Regions from separate parts of the Homo sapiens genome. Here region 1 is linked to region 2. Evidence: chromatin loops called from intact Hi-C (ENCODE). Cell type or tissue: chondrocyte. All regions are shown on one strand. Each heading gives the region's core, and the rest is flanking DNA. Links, peaks and the distances in the headings are about the cores only. Region 1 overlaps GPC4 (glypican 4). Region 2 holds the start of GPC4 (glypican 4).

Region 1 (8,331 bases), core at 195-8,194, 49 kb after region 2:
GGATAATTAAATGCCCAGTACTGCACCCCTAACTAGTTACTTACTTTTCAAGAATCCTCACTTAAATAATCATATCATATGCAGAAATAATTATCCTGCAAAGAAAGCTTTGTGAATACTTCGGTGTTTAATTCAGTTTAAATTCATTTAGGAGAGAGTAGTACAAAATGGCTGCATTATAATTCACATTGTGAGCAAAGTATTTTTAAAATATTTTGACATTCTTGACTAGGTTTTCATGTCACTCTTTATCAAATGCATCGTACTACTATATTAGGTTTCTTTGCTTAACTCACACTGTCTAATGGGAAAAAGTTCAATATCATTTAAGACAGACTCTAGTTATCTCATTTGAGCGACAATTGTTCTGGGGGAACTGTAACTTAACAGAAATATAAGAAAAACAGGAACTAGGGTCAAAAGCCCCACAGGGTATAAAAGGGTCATAACCTCTCTCAGAGGAGGCAAATGTAACTGATATACTAGTTTTTAAAGGGCACTTGATTGCATGAAGGAATGCAGTAACAGGATTTAAAGCAAACATACAGCACTAACAAAGATTAAATTAATGGTGTGCCCTGCTCTGGGGGGATTAAAAGAGGTAGTTTTATATAAAATTATTGTGAGTAGACTAAGATTAATTTCCTGATTTTGCATATCATAAGATACTGTAATTTATGATATCTGCTGTGATTCTTACGTTTAAAGTAGTACCTAGACTTTGATATGCGAACAAAATTAAGAAACCATGTCAAAGTATAAAAATAATGTTACTCGGTCGGGCGTGGTGGCTCAGGTCTGTAATCCCAGCACGTTGGGAGGCCAAGGCAGGCAGATCACCTGAGGTCAGGAGTTTGAGACCAGCCTGACCAACATGGTGAAACCTCGTCTCTACTAAAAATACAAAAAATTAGCTGGGTGTGGTGGCGGGCACCTGTAGTCCCAGCTACTCAGGAGGCTGAGGCAGGAGAATGTCTTGAACCCGGTAGGCAGAGGTTGCAGTGAGCCAAGATTGCGCCACTGCACTCCAGCCTGGGCAACAGAGCTAGACTTTGTCTAAAATAATAATAATAATAATGTTACTCAATGTTATATTGAAGTAATTTTTCTTTATATTCTTAGATGGTAAAATTACCATGCTCTTAAAAAAACCTTAAAAGTGAAGTTCTAAGTGAATCAACACAATTTTTAGATGATATGTCATGAGAACACAAAACACATAGAAAAATGGTAAATTTTATTAACAGTGCTTTTATGAATTGAAAACCTTCCCTTAGTGTTGGATACGGAGGCTAGAATGAATTCCACAATCACCGTGGATGTTTGGAGTCCTGGGAAATGTGCTGCAGAGCTGTGTAAATGAAGTGTTGCTGCCTCCAAGGTGTCTTGGGCCTAGGTTGGCTATCCACATAATTGAAATTAAAGTAAAACTTCATATGCTGCCAAGAAGACAACAACACATCCAGTTAATCTCCAATAGTGTTTTAAGATGATTCACAATTGGAAGATAGGTAACATGGTGTTTAACAGGTATGCCATGTTTTTTGTCATTTTATTCAAAAGAATCTCAGCAAATAGATAATTTTCTTTTTACATTTTTAAAAAAGAGATGGGGTCTCACTTTGTCACCTAGGCTGGAGTGCAGTGGCACTGTCATAGCTTGCTGCAGCCTAAAACTCCTGGCCTCAAGCAGTCCTCCTGCCTCTGCCTCTCAAAGTGCTGGGCCACTGTGCCTGCCACTTTTCTTGAAAAATTATAGGTAAGGAAAGGGGCTCATTGTTCCAGTTTCGCCTAGCACAGTTCAGCTTTACACCTGCTGTCCTAGCATAGTTGTTATTGTTCTTGTTTGGAGACAGAGTCTGGTCTGGCTTTGTCAACTTACCCGGAGTGCAGTGGCACAATCATGGCTCGCTGCAGCCTGAACCTCCTGGGCTCAGGTGATCCTCTCACTTCAGCCTCCCAAGTAGCTGGGACTACAGGCAGGCACCACTATGCCCAGGTAATTTTTTAATTTTTTGTAGAGACTGGGCCTTGCTATGTTGCCCAGGCTGGTCTCAAACTCCCGGGCTCAAGCATTCTCCCGCCTTGGCCTCCCAAAGTGCTGGGATTACAGGCATTAGCCACCGCACCCAGCCCTCAGTATAATTGTTAGTGGCACCTTCTTTCACTCTCCCATGTGTCCTGGTTTGGCCTATAATTTGTGGTCACCCTAAGAACAGGAAACAGTATATTCACAGAAAGAACTTGCTAATTAAAAATGATTTAAAATAGTTTTGCTTAGGAAGAAAACATTATGAGAACTTTACATTTTTTCCTAGACATAACTTAGCCTAAGGTTGAGGAAGGAGACACCATCAAGTCGATCTCCTGGCTAAGCAGGTTACATATACATCGCAAGAGCACTTTACAAAGAGGCAAGAAAGCCCTATACCCCAATGTCTGAAAAGGATCACACAGAGTAGAATTTAATCTGATTTTGATGGTGTTACCAATGGAGGGTATTGACTGCAAGTTGTCTGAGTTCTTGGCGTTTTGAACAAAGGATTGGACAAAACTCACAGCAAAGCAAGGAATAAAAGAAGCAATGAAAGCAGAGATTTATTGAAAATTAAAGTATACTTCACAGGGTGGGAGCCACCTGAGCAGCAGCTTAAGGGCCCTGGTTACAGAATCTTCTGGAGTCCAGATACCCCCTAGAGGTTTCTTACTGGCCACTTGGTGTACACCCCATGTAAATAAAGTAGTGGCTGGCAATCAGAGGCTGAAGTGAAGTTACAAAGGTTACACCCTATACAACCAATCAGAGGCTAAAGTGAAGTTACAAGGTTATACTCCTATGCAAATGAAGACTTGGCTTGCAATCTGATTGATTGTGGAAAGCAACCAATCAGAGGTACTTTCAATTTTCCATCTGCCACTCTGTAAGGGATGGGGGTTTGCAAAGGGAGTAGCCTCTCTGGTCCTTTTGTTACTTAGGTGTGGAAAGTTGGGGTTTTCCTTTCAATTCACCGTGAATTGGCCTTAGGTTCCCTGCCTCCAGACCCTATTCTCCTGCCTCAGTGGCACCTCAGGGCCATCATTTCGAATATCACTTACTTCTACCCTGGCTACACACACAGATGCAGTAAGAGGCCAGGCCCACAGTCTAGAAGGAATTGTTCACCATCCTATTATAAATCATTTTGATAATTTTTCTTAAGTGCACTGGCTTACTGAGGTTTACCTGCCACTTTTTCTGCCCACAGAGTCTCACAAGCTGGCCTGTGTTCTGTTCTCTGAAGATCCCATGCACTGTAGTGCTTAGTGCTGGCTGTAGTGGAGCCCAACCTTTTGTAGTCTGAGAAAACCAGTGGTGTGCTCTATAAGTGAGACAGTATTCAGTGTGCAGAAGGTACTTGGCAGAACTATAAATCCATAGACTTTTGGAAATATCTCTAAGATCCATAGGCTGGGAATCACAGAACTGAACCATTGAAAACATGTGTGTGCCATTATGTAATAACATTTGGAGCTTTGGTCTTGGAACTTGATATTATGATCTGACATGCTTTTACACTTGAATCATCTCAGTGCATACCTGATTCATGCCTTCATTACATACTTTTGACCTCTGAAATCCATGAAGCTGATAAGGACTTGGGAAGGCTGCTCTCATAGCATGTAAACACTTGGAAGGCTGATGAATGTTCTGCTGTAGTGTTATATCCTTTCTGTCCAGCTCTTGAGGGATTGCTTATTAACATTTCATTATCCAGTCATCTGCCATTTCTGTTCTTACTGACTAAAAAATGTGCCCTGTAACCTAACATCCAGTATAGGACGTTGCTCCATCTTTTTGCAAAGAAAAGTATGTGAAACAACTGTAACTATTTAGGAAAGATGTGTAATGCAGAAAATAGTGCATATTTGTAGGTTTTAACAGGCTTATTTCCTCTTCTACCAAAAACTAAAGAGAAATCAGTCTGCAGGTTTAGATCTTTGAAAATAAATGCATTCTAACTTTTATATCTTTAATAGAGATTCCTAAGATGTTAGTGTTCTGAAGCATCTTTACTATCATTGTTTGCATCCAGCATCAGATTAAAAATCAAATAATTTGAGTGTGATAGAGCTGTTCGTTGGAGGGTCTGCTTGAGGGTAGGGAGGCTCAAGAGACCCAGATCTGAAACTCAGCAGCCTCTCAAATAGGTAGTTTTGACTTGGGGGCTTGGCAAAATATTGTCATAACTGCAATGGAAATGGAAGTGAGAAGAGGTGGATTTATGGCATGATCCACATTAGACTCTGAGCTCCCTGAGGGCAGAGAATGTGCTCATTTTTATCTTTAGCATTTTGCACTGTACCTGATGTATTCTAGTTACTCAATAAATGTTGGTTGAGTGACTAGAGAAAGAAAAGAAAGTTGGTGAAGGTCGAGGCAAAGCAAACACTGTAGTGGTGAACGGTTGATGAAATTGTCATAAAAAGATGAAGTTTTAAAAATTAGGTGGAAACCACAGGGTGTGTCTACAGGCAGCCACCAAAACTGCAGTTGCAATAAAATAAAACATTAAGAAAAAAAAATTGAGAAGCTTTAACAAAAAAAACTTACTTGGCTTTGGAGCTAAAATTCCACAGCTGTAATCAGGGAAAATGCTCTGCCCAGCAGCCTGAGTAATGAATAAAAAGAATTTTCAGAGAGAAAAGAAATCAACAAGCTCTGTGACTCCCCCCAGAAAGGCCAATTGCTGCCTCCCACCATCTTTTGACAAGAATGACATTTTACCCACCCATGCCAGGCTTCTAAAATAAGTTGATAATGTTTGCACTCGCTGTATTAGTAGAACATCTTGATATAGAATGAAACAGTCTTAAATTTCTTAGCTACTAGGAAGCACGTTTTTTAGCTGTGTTTGGAACAGTGAGTATTCTTAGATTTTCAGCAGCATTCGTGTCTAGATATCTTTGGAATAATTTGTTGTGTTCTGATCCTGAGAGTTGATTATGTGTTCTCTTTACCATTTCTGAAAGATGTAATTCACATGAAAGTTATTAAACAGAAGGTTATCTGATTCTTATTTACTATTTCATTCTACTTTTACAATTATGTGTGTATATTGAAGTTCAGAATGCCCTGTCTAAATTTTAGGTTGAAAACAGGAAGTAGTGACTAAATTTAAGTGTGTTTTCTTATTTGAGGGATTAAAACCCTTGTTTTGGAGTTTGTTTTGTTTTGTTTTGGTCATCACTTCCAATTTAAATGCTATTGTTGTTTCTGGTTGCCTGAGCAGTATGAAACATCAGCTTGTGGAGACCAATAACTTGTGTTAAGCTTAAATTTGAGGCCAGTCCAGATGGAATTCTTCACTCCAGAATGTCTGTGAATGGCATTTCCTCAGAAAGTGTAACAGAATTTTTGGTCCGTATGACCAAGCAATTCCATTGCTAGGTATAAACCCAAGAGAATTGAAACCCTATACTGGGGTGGGGGTTGGGACTCATTCTAACTTTGGAAATTCTTGAGATTTTAGTGTTCTAAAAGGGTTTCTATATCAAATATATACAGCATCAGAATAAAAATCAAATAATATAGACATGTTGGTAGCAGCATTAGTCACAGTTGCCAAAAGGTGGAAACAACCTAAATATCAATATCAACTGTTGAATAGATAAACAAAATGTGGCATACCCATGAAATGGAATATTATACAACCATAAATAAGAATGAAGTACTGATACATGCTACAACATGGATGAACCTTGGAACACTATGTTTTATGAAAAAAGCCAGTTCAGAAAGATTACAATATGCATGAATCTTTTTATGTGAAATGTACAAAATAGGCAAATTCATAGAGACAGAAAATAGATTATGCTTGCCCAGGGCTGGTGTGTGTGTTGGGGAAGGGTTGGAGGGGTGACTGCTGATAGGCACAGGATTTCTTTTTGGTGTAATGGAAATGTTCTGGGATTAGATAGTGGTGATGGTTGCACAGCCCTGTGAATATACTAAAACTCAATGAAGTGTACACTTTAAATGAGTGTATTGTACAATATGTGAATTAAATTTTAAAACATGATGGGGGGGCAATTTCTGGAGAGGGGAGCAAGCAACATGCCCAGCAGGACATTATTCACTTGAGTTTCAGATTTGTAGTACTCTAATGCTAACAGCATGGTTTGCCTAGCTGATGAGGGTTGGGGAAAAAGAAAATCAAAAGCTGGACCACAGGAGACCAGGGTTCTCGTCCTGATCAAATGCATTTCTACTGTGCAACCTTGTAGATAGATGTTGGGAAGAGAGGAATGAGAAAAACTGTATATCCTTTTCATAATTAAATGATTGAGAGTGTTTGGGGAAGGACAAGAGAAAAAAGAGCTGTATGTTTAAAAACAGAAATAGGCCAGGCAGGTGTGGTGGTTCATGCCCGTAATCCCAGCACTTTAGGGTGACTGAGGCAGGTGGATCACTTGAGCCCAGGAATTCTAGACCAGCCTGGGCAACATAGTGAGACCTCATTCCTGCAAAAAACAAAACAAAACAAAAGAAAACAAAAGCACTAAAAATAACTAAAAAATGATAATAATAAAAGATTTTAAAACACAGAAATAAACATTCCTCAGGGCGAGGATGTGCATGTGTGGTTAATTCCTAATACTGAACAAGGCAGGGTTTTGACTACAGCTTAGCCAGACACTCCTTGGCCTCTCTGCCATGGCATTCCCAGCTCTCTGTCAGAATAGCAAATCGTAGCTGACATTTGCTTTTCCAGAAGGAACACCCTTTTGCCCCATTCTACCGTCAGCCTGGCTTTTTTGTCCGGATTTACCTGTTCTTTGTAGTGGGAGACAGCTGTGCAATGGATGGGAGCTTGAGGGAGCCCAGAAACCTCTTCTAGGACCACAGCAGCACTCATTCATCACTCAGAGAGGAAACAAGTAGTTTACGAGCTTTCACTGAAAAGTCATCATTGTGTAGGTTTTCATGAAATAAAGATTGTGTGAGCCATCACACAGGGCTGTTTTCAGGACAACTCTGACAGAGGATGTTTGTTCCTTCCAGAAATGCTGGCAATATTGTAAGCTTTTCATCCCTTTACCAGGGCATTACTCTGGTGCTGTTAGTGTCTGATTCTGCTAAGAAGTAGGAAATGTTAAGAAGGCATTGTTCTAAAGAAATGATCCCCAAATATCAGTGCTAAGTGCCATCTATGACCACACACATGTCCATTTATAAAATGCCTTATAAACTGGGAGCAGTGCTGGGTTTATATCAAAGTTCAATCTCAAAATCAATGCCATTTAAAATTGTAAAACCATTCTTAACTTGTTCTTTCAAATGTAGAACATTTGTATTATGTTTATGTTACATGTAGGGCACAGATATGGCATGTGACATTTGGTACATTGACATTTTTAGAACAAAAATGAGTGACCCACTGTTTTTCCTTGCCTCTTCTGTTCCCTTCTCTGTCTGTATTTTTCCTTCCTCTCCTCTCCTCCCCTTTCCTTCCTTTCTTTTTTTTTTTGAGACAGAGTCTTACTCTGTCACCCAGGCTGGAGTGCAGTGGCTCAATTACAGCTCACTGAAGCCTCGACCTCCTGGGCTCAAGTGATCCTCCTGCCTCAGTCTCCTATGTAACTGAGACCACAGGCGCACCCCACCATGCCCAGCTAATTTTTAAGTTTTATATAGAGACGAGGTCTCAATCTGTTGCCCAGGCTGGTCTTGAACTCTTGAGCTCAAGCAATCCTCCCGCCTCAGACTCCCCAAAGTGCTGGGATTACAGGTATGAGCCATTGCATTGGGCCTTGTCTATATTTTTCAAGCTCTTTGCTTCTATTATTGTATTTAATTTGTTTTGGAGTTTTTTTCTTACTCAGAATCCTGCCTCCTCATTCTTTCTCTTTTTGAGAGAAGAGCAACTTTTGCTTTCGGGCACTCTAATTTACAGGAAAATGAACGATACAATTTATGCAGTTTTGTGTTCTAGAAAATTTATTATTTCAGCCTTCAGGGTTACCCAGGTTTTGTATCATTTCATTTCCCTGGAGCACTTTACACATTTAATGGCAAAGACCAGCAATGGTGCTTTTCTGGTGTATGCAGCAGCTTGTTCTAAGGCATGTGGTTTGAGAGTTGGCGCTACTTAATCATCTTGTTTTTTTTTTTTTCTTGAGTGTTTTGGATCTATTTCCTCCATTGAGTCCAAGTTGTCTTGAGAGAACTCAAGAATGGTGTGAAGTGTATTTAGCAGAATCTCTCTTCCCAAATGGCAAACTGTGTTTCAAGAAATAAATAAGCCCATTCTAAGATATAAACCCTATTTTCATGTTTACTTAGCTCTTTTC
Region 2 (8,331 bases), core at 155-8,154:
TGGCGTGATCACAGTTTACTTCAGCCTCTACCTCCCAGGCTCAAGCAATCCTCCTGCCTCAGCCTCCCAAGTAGCTGGGACCACAGGTGTGCACCACCATGCCTGGATACTTTTTATTTTGTTGTAGAGACAGTCTCACTATGTTGCCTAGGCTGGTCTTGAACTCCTAGGCTCAAGCAATCCCCTTGCCTCGGCCTCCTAACAGATATGAGCCACTGTGTCCAGGCTTGGTTCTTCCCAGCCCCATATTTGGAAATCAGGGTAGCTCCCCAGCAGGCCATGAGAAGTGTCCTCAAAGCTGAGAGAGTAGACCTGGCTCAACCAGTTCTCTTGGATTGGAGGACAGAAGCATGGGAATGCATTCTTTGTTCTCTCTGCCCACCAGCAAATGTACCCTCCCCCTCCCAGTGTCATATCAGGGGAAACTCCTGACCTGGGAAAAACAAGTATACCATTAGTGCATTCTATCTAAGCAAGCCTTTGCACACCGTTTATAAAACTGTAAACTCCTTTTGGCTTATACATCTTCCCTTCCTCTAGGACTGAACATTGTCAGGCACATAGGAGGTGTTCAATGAACATTTATCAATCTAAAACAAAGATACTTCCACAGGACCTTGGCAGTTGTACATTCACTGCTGACAGTAAAAGAGACCCAGAGCACTGTGTTCTCTGACCAACAACAACAACCACAACAAAAATAGCATGGGATTTGGTCAGAGGCCTTAGATTTCAGTCTTGGTTTAGCCACCCAAGAGCTCTGTGGCTGTGGAGAAGCCACAGAACCTTGCTGAGACTTGGTTTGCTTATCAATTAAAAACAAACAAACAAAAAACAAAATATTCTAAGATATGAGGGTGCACCTGGAAGCACTGTGCAAACTTGTAAAGTGCTATATGAACAAAATGTGGTATATCCGTAAATGGAACATTATTCAGTCATAAAAAGGAATGAAGTACTGATACATGTTACCATATGGATGGACCTTGAAAACATGATGCTAAGTGGAAGAAGTCAGACACAAAAGCCCTGTATTGTATGATTCCATTTCTACAAAATGTCTGGAACAGGCAAATCCATAGAGACAAAGCAAATTAGTGGTTTGTAGGGACTGGAAGGAGAAGAGAATGAACTTTGAGTGCTTAATGGGTATGTGGTCTCCTTTTGGAGTGATGAAAATGTTCTGTAACTAGTGGTGATGATTGTACATTATGATTGTACTAAATGCCACTGAAGTGTGCATTTCAAAATGGTTAAAATGATACCAAATTGCGTATGTGTGTGCTTTTTACCACAATTCTAAAAAGCAAAAAAAAAAAAAAGTTATATGACGGTTAATCAGCCTGAGAAGTCATCGATTTTTGCAGTCAACATGCAGTCTCTATTTTTTGGCGTTGAGAGAACTTACAAGGAGTAGGTGCATCTCCACTAAGAAGCCTCTTCTGAAGACAGCAGGGATGGGAGTGGGAGAGGGAAGAAGGAGTTCTGGCCCATCTGAAAAGAAAGCTTCCCTTCTGGATGGTATTTGTTTCGTAGATTGCCAGTTGTTCACCCTGTTTGTATTTAAATGAAAGGAGGCTTTGAAGTGGGAGCCGCCTCTGAGCACGGCTTGGGGTTCCTGCCTCCCTTGGTAAAGTTCAGACTTGTCCAGATCTGTTTGTAGCCAGAGGTTACTGTTTCTGGTGGAAAAGGCTCAAGTTTGGGTTAATAATACATTATGAGGAAGAGCAGGAGTAAACCTGGGGAGGGCGGGGGCGGCGGGGGGGAGCGGCGGCAACGAATGAGTTCCTCCCAGCCTTGGTGTGAGAAGTAGCTTTCTGATTTGGCCTTCATGGTTCAGGAGTATCATTTTCTCTCTTACGGTCACTGGCTTCCATTTTATAATAATGCTCGTTGCATCTCAGAGCATATTCTCCTTGGTGAAGAACATCTTTAAGTAAATGTATCAATCAATGAAAATTAAAAGTGCTCAGCTAAGCCCTAGCAATGCCTTCAGGACTTGATGGTTACCAGTTTAAGGAAAGTCTTGAAAATGGCAGGAAATTCAATTGTAGTTGAGTTTGCACATTAAAAAAATTGCTCTCCTAGTTTCAGAGTTAAATATTCAGCCAGCCCACAGAAATTGGAAGTCACAGTTATAGACGGGTCACAGTCTGTTCATGTTGATAGTCTGTTAACAAAATGTAGAAGAGTCTGCAAGCAGGTATTCAAAATAACAGCTCCTCATAGCCAGCCATGTCAACGTGGTTTACAAACAACAGTGGAGAAAGTCTCAACAAACCCTCTGAGGGTGATAACTGTAATGATGGTTCGTATCTTTGCCCTATGTAATTTTATGGGAATTGAGAGTCTAGCCAAATAATAAGTTCCAGCCCTTTTTATCTGCCCAGTTCCCAGCACACTCCCGAGGTGTCTGAGGCACTTCTCAACCCAACCTCTTAAAGCAGATTGTAACAATAACAACGGTAATGACAAGTTCCCGAGCTGCACAGTTCCCTTCATTTAAGGAGCGCTGGGAGCTTCAAAAAAACACTCATTAATGGAATCTGACAAAGCTTGCAAGATGGGAAGTCTCTCCCATTTCCAGTTTTCTGGTGGAAAAGTGGGGACTGAGTCCCAGAGGGGTGTCAGTCTCTCTCAAGGGGCTTGAGGGGGTAGGGGGTTTGGGAGTCCTGGGCTACCATTATTCCATGAAATTCGAGAGTCAAGAGTCCCGGGTTCTGGACGCCCCCTTCCCCGGCGTGCTATTTACCAAGTCGCTTCCCATTTCTGGGCCCCAGTTCCCTTAATAGAAGGAAGGGTTGGGCCAAATGGTCTCCAAGATCTCTGCGGTCAACCCTGTCTTTGCCCCCTCACCTCGCGGTTGGGGGTTTCTCCCGCTTCAGAGTTCGGTTAGACTTGTAGTAGAACCGGGTCGGGGGTGGGAGTGGCGTCGAGGGGTTGGAGTGTTGCGGATGCGGGAAGGAGGATGCCTGATGGGGTCCTGGACAAACTGGTGTTTCACGAGTACCGTCCTATGGGAAGCAGGTCTGGGGAGACCAGGTGAGGCTCTAGGACGAGCTCGGAGCCCCAAATCCCCCTGCTGCCTGCAGCGAAACAATGCGAGTAATGTGCCTTCCCCGCCCAGCCCGGGAGCTGCGCGGATAGGAGCGTCCGCGGGTGCGGGATGGCAGCGGGGAGGCGGATATCGCGGCGGGAGGGCTCCGCGCGGCTTTTGCCCATAGGCGGCGGGTCAGGTGGCCGCGCGCAAGAAGGCCTGGGGCTCAGACATGGGCTTCGGGACAAGTCCCAGGCCGTCCCGTTCCCCAGAACCTGGGCCCTTCAGCCCGGAGTAGTTGGCCTTCCCTTTGTGGTTGGGGGGCGGTGGGCTGGCTCCCCGCCTCCGAGGAGGAGGGGAGGAAGGAGGAGCCGGGTGGGGCGTGTCACGCGAAGGAGCGCCGGGCGCCCGGTGCGGCCCCCTAGGAAGTGGATTTGGCCGCTCCGGATCCAACCCGGCTTCCAGGTTTTCTCCCGGCCCGGCCCAGCGTGCTCCCGCCTGTCTCCGGCCCCCCCACGACGCCCGCCCCCTCCCCCCGAGTGCCGCCCGCTTGGCCAAGTTTGCGGAGCGTCGCCGCGCACGCCGGCCAGTCAATCAGCGGCAGAGCTGAGAAGGGCACAGCCGCGCGGCGGAGGGCAGAGTCAGCCGAGCCGAGTCCAGCCGGACGAGCGGACCAGCGCAGGGCAGCCCAAGCAGCGCGCAGCGAACGCCCGCCGCCGCCCACACCCTCTGCGGTCCCCGCGGCGCCTGCCACCCTTCCCTCCTTCCCCGCGTCCCCGCCTCGCCGGCCAGTCAGCTTGCCGGGTTCGCTGCCCCGCGAAACCCCGAGGTCACCAGCCCGCGCCTCTGCTTCCCTGGGCCGCGCGCCGCCTCCACGCCCTCCTTCTCCCCTGGCCCGGCGCCTGGCACCGGGGACCGTTGCCTGACGCGAGGCCCAGCTCTACTTTTCGCCCCGCGTCTCCTCCGCCTGCTCGCCTCTTCCACCAACTCCAACTCCTTCTCCCTCCAGCTCCACTCGCTAGTCCCCGACTCCGCCAGCCCTCGGCCCGCTGCCGTAGCGCCGCTTCCCGTCCGGTCCCAAAGGTGGGAACGCGTCCGCCCCGGCCCGCACCATGGCACGGTTCGGCTTGCCCGCGCTTCTCTGCACCCTGGCAGTGCTCAGCGCCGCGCTGCTGGCTGCCGAGCTCAAGTCGAAAAGTTGCTCGGAAGTGCGACGTCTTTACGTGTCCAAAGGCTTCAACAAGAACGATGCCCCCCTCCACGAGATCAACGGTAGGTGGGCACACCCGGGAGGTGGGCGCAGAGACCGACACTTCGGGAAGGGAGGCTGCAACTCCCTTCCCCCGCCCCGCCGCCCCCTGCGCCGGACGCAGGTACACTAGAGGGAGAAATGGGCAGTCGAGAGGGCAGGAGCGAGCGAGCGAGAGAGCCAGGCAGCCCGGGCGCAGGACGTTCCCCGCGGGCGCAGCGCTCCCCCCTTCCCAGCACTGCGAGCGGAGGGGCGCCGCCGGGTTGCCCAGTGCGACTGTCGCGCTCCGCTCCCCGCCTCCGCTCCTCCTCTCCCCCCTGCATTATTCGCCGTCCCGGGAAGCCCCTGAGGACTGTGGCCCTCAAAGTGCGTGTCACCGGCTACTTCTCCTTTTCCGGGTTGAACTCCTTATAGGACGCCCCGCTTTGTTGTATGGGTGAGGAGAGGCCGGGTGGGGGTGGGGGTCGCCAGTGGGGTGTGGTGGAGGGAAACGTCCCGGAGCTTGCTAGATTCTGGGGGTCGCAAAACGTGGAACTTGAATTGATGTTTCATTGATGTTCTTTTAAAACTCTCTCCCCGCCTCTCTTGCACCGCTGACAAGGATTAGGAGTTTTAGTAGCCGCAACCGCTTCAGAAGTCGCCTTTAAAAAGCAAACGACTACCCCCACTCTCCACCCCTCCAAACCCTGACTTTTGGGAACTCTCCTACTTTCCGGAAGGTATCAGACCAGAGGAGTATTTTTCCCCTCTTTCTTTTTTCTTACCTCATTTTAAGGGTTAATTGCACTTTCAATTACAGACCTTTGAAAGGACTGATTACAGGAAACCTGAATCTCAGTTTGGAGATGGTTATGCAAATAGAGACGGCTTAGCCTGTGAGAAAGTTCACCGGATTTTGGCGCCGGTGGGGTGGGATGGGGGGTGTATGGGGGTATTTGTGAAAGCCCCTCTCGGAGCGCTGGGGAGGCAGCGTTCGGCGGGTGCCCTGCGTCCCTCCCAGCGAAGCTGGCGGCGGTGTCCGGCCGGGTCCCCTCCGGGTCGCACTGTCTTCTTAGCAGCGGCCAACTGTTGCGCGCAGCCCCGCCGGCCGCGCAGGTAGCCCGTTCGCCCTGGGGGCTCAGAAAGCACCACGAATCTAGCTGGCTGGTGGCCAGCGTAATCTAACGGAGGAGTGAGAGATTCGAGCCCGGGGGGGGGGCTGAGCCTCCACTCCGAACCTTTCATGGAAGTGAGTGGAGCGCGCCTTTGCCTTGCCGTGCTGGTCTCCGGGTGGGGCGGGCAGGGGGCCGGCAGCCAGCAAAGGAAATACTGTAATTTCAACCAGGCGCTTCCAAAGGCTTAGGAAGATTTGGGGGTCATTTTTTGGAAGGGCTATTAATAACCTTGGAGATTAAGTGCAGTCATCAATTACATATTAATTACAAAGGTAATTGAGGGAAGTTGCTGGGCACTTTTGGAGTGTAACTGGCGTCTGTCTAGAAATAGAAGCGAAGAAATTGTTGGAGCAGCCCAGGCGCCCACTGCACCTTGGCAGTTACCAAATAACATGCTCACTACTGATTAGACACTGTTTGCCCTTCAGCTGCCTGTCTTTTGGGGAGCTCAAGTATGTCCTCAAAGCGGCACGATTTTATTGGTTGTAGAGCCCTGAAAAGCCCTCTTTCTTTCCCTTCCTCCTGCCCCGCCAGAAAAAAAATGAAGTGAACCACCAGCCGCTGAAGCTTGGGGACTCTGCAGGTCAAACCTGGGGTCTTTGTGCCCTGCACAGTTTAGGCCTGGGCACAGCGGAGATGATTGGCGTGAAGGTTACAGTTGTCATTCCCACATTTTGAAGGGGTAGATGCAGCTCTGCACTTAATGGGAATGTGACAAGGTTTCATCTTCTGCTCATGCAAACAATATGTGCCTTTGATATTGACTGCAGGCATTCAGCGAGTGGGGTTGTGAAACTGCCCTCCCCAGTTTCCCCAACTTTGCTCTGTGCAGTCTTTCGCTGTGGCAGGGCATCTTCCCCAGCCAGCATCTCAGGAAAAAGGAAGCTTGAAGGGTGCTCAGAGACTCTGTGCTAGGTGTTCCCTTTGATTGTCATCATCCCCAGAAATCACCTGAGGGATATTTTGCGTATATGTCTATCTGGACATTCCCCCATGCCAAAGATAGGGGAGTTATTAGTGACCAGCAGCAGGAAATGGAAGCTAATGTGCTCACACCCAAAACATTTTATTCTTTTTGTCTTGTCCTTCATCTCCCTCCCTGGGCTGCTGCTTTTATTTCCCCTTTTGAATGACCTACTGGACTGCATTCTCCTGAGGAACAAAGGAAGTGCCTTTTTAGCTGGAATCCTTGGAAGACCACCAAGGACTTTAGCTCATGCAGTGCAATTTCGCACCACTTTCAACAATAACAAAAATGCATGACTGAATGGCTCAAAAATGTGGAGTGTTAGAGGCATTCATTTGAGTCTAGGACACTGTCACAACACAGACAGACCCAAGTAAATACCTTTAGACGGCCAGTATAGAAACAGGCGTAATCTTTACCATCACCCTGGCCTCTCCAGATGCATACATTAGCCTTGTCTTCTCTGAGCTACACTCAGATAATTTTGGTCATTTTTTAAGGGGGATAGTCAATATAGTGACTTGTATTCAGCCTAGGTCTGGATGGATTAATTGCCAGGCACTTTGCCTGGGATGGGGAATGTGCTTTTTTCAGTGCAAAACACCCAGGATCATTTTCCAGGTGAAGTATCACAAAGTCTGGGTACCTAGCTCATTGAGCCCCAGGCTCAGCCCAAGTTTAATGTTTTATTCCAGATGGCCTTGCACTTGCCTTCTAGAGGTTTGAACAGGCTTTAAGAATACTCCATGTTCTGGAGGAGTCTCAGTCTTTATAGATCATAGTTAGGATCATCTGATGTGCTCTCAAGGGTGTCAGGGAGTACATCATGCTGACAGGGCTTCCAACTGAGGTCCTGCATTGCCTGTCTGCTTGACCCCTGTACTTTTCAAATAATGCTGAGTCCAGGTGCCATGATCAAAAGGGATCTTTAACACAAAGATTATGTTTTTGTTCAGCTTTCAATGGCCATGTACTTTTGGAGCGCCCACTATGTGCAGTATCCTCTGCTCAGCATTGTGGAGACAGCAAGAAAGGCAGGAGGGGCTTCTGCCACCAGGACCTTTCCTATTAGTAAGGAGATAAGCCACGCACACACAAAATTAGAATACAACACAGTGGTGATAAGTGCCATACAAGCGATACAGATGACGAGAAGGGAGTGCCCAGGCATTTCAAAGAGAGAAGGGATTTAGGACTCTAATACTATAGAATATTAACTGGGTAAAGCTAGTTCACTAGTAAAAATGAAAATACTAATGAAGATAAGTTTAAAAATCTAACCATTTTCATTATGCCTCCCTCCATAAAGACAAAGGTAAAGGGTATGCAACAATGGGCATTTTATTACTCATCTATGTTGAAATTGTTTTTAAGAGTGAGGCAGTGGGTTAGAAGCATTCATGAACTTGCCAAAGGTCCTCTTCACAATGACATTGAATGATACTCAGAACTTTGTGCCCTAGTTGCAGTTTTGGAGTTTTTATTTCTTGTTCCCTTCTGTGTTCATGAGCAATGCACCTATGATCATGTGCTCACACACACATACATATGTACATGCACAAAGGATTCCAGGACTCCTATAAGCTGTTATGACTACGTGGAAAAAAAGTACGTGTGTATGTGTGTTGGAGAGGTAGCAATACTTTCTAATAGTGAGTTGATTATATATGACACACAGCATGTGTCTTTAAGATTTGTATTCCGCCTTCCCCACCGTAAGTAATGTGTTGGATTTTGCAATGAATCTGTGATCTCCTGTTTTGTTGGAATCATCAATTTGGCTCTGTGTTTCACTTGGGGAGGGTCGAATTGAGCCACAGGGCCTATCACTGTAGAAATTGTCCCAAGTAGTTTACAGGAGGTATCTTCTGGACATGTTCAAAAAAGAATTTAGTTAAAGTTCTGGCTTATGCAGCTCAGTCTC

Evidence for each region. Hi-C counts contacts between places; a loop is a spot of excess contacts. Peaks named below come from ENCODE experiments on the same cell type or tissue, not always from the same donor. Only the 100,000 strongest peaks of a DNase experiment are listed, where the experiment ranks them.
Region 1: a loop joins it to region 2, with 2.0 times the contacts of the local background. A loop is called at or near these places in 3 of 110 quality-filtered maps.

What each region holds. Positions count from the first base shown.
Region 1 is chrX:133,361,391-133,369,721 of GRCh38, reverse strand. The region is part of intron 1 of GPC4 (glypican 4); the gene reads left to right. Among named protein-coding and RNA genes, the nearest start is that of GPC4, 50 kb to the left of the region's middle. RefSeq lists an enhancer at 1,922-2,422. In chondrocyte, for the core only: no CTCF peak of the experiment used is centred there; no DNase peak of the experiment used is centred there.
Region 2 is chrX:133,410,784-133,419,114 of GRCh38, reverse strand. GPC4 (glypican 4) reads left to right here and starts at 3,626. Exons shown (of 9, transcript NM_001448.3): 1 at 3,626-4,309. The coding sequence starts at 4,150. RefSeq lists enhancers at 1,225-1,764, 2,887-3,387. In chondrocyte, for the core only: a CTCF peak has its summit at 3,198; DNase peaks (open chromatin) are centred at 3,244, 3,404, 4,274 and 5,397.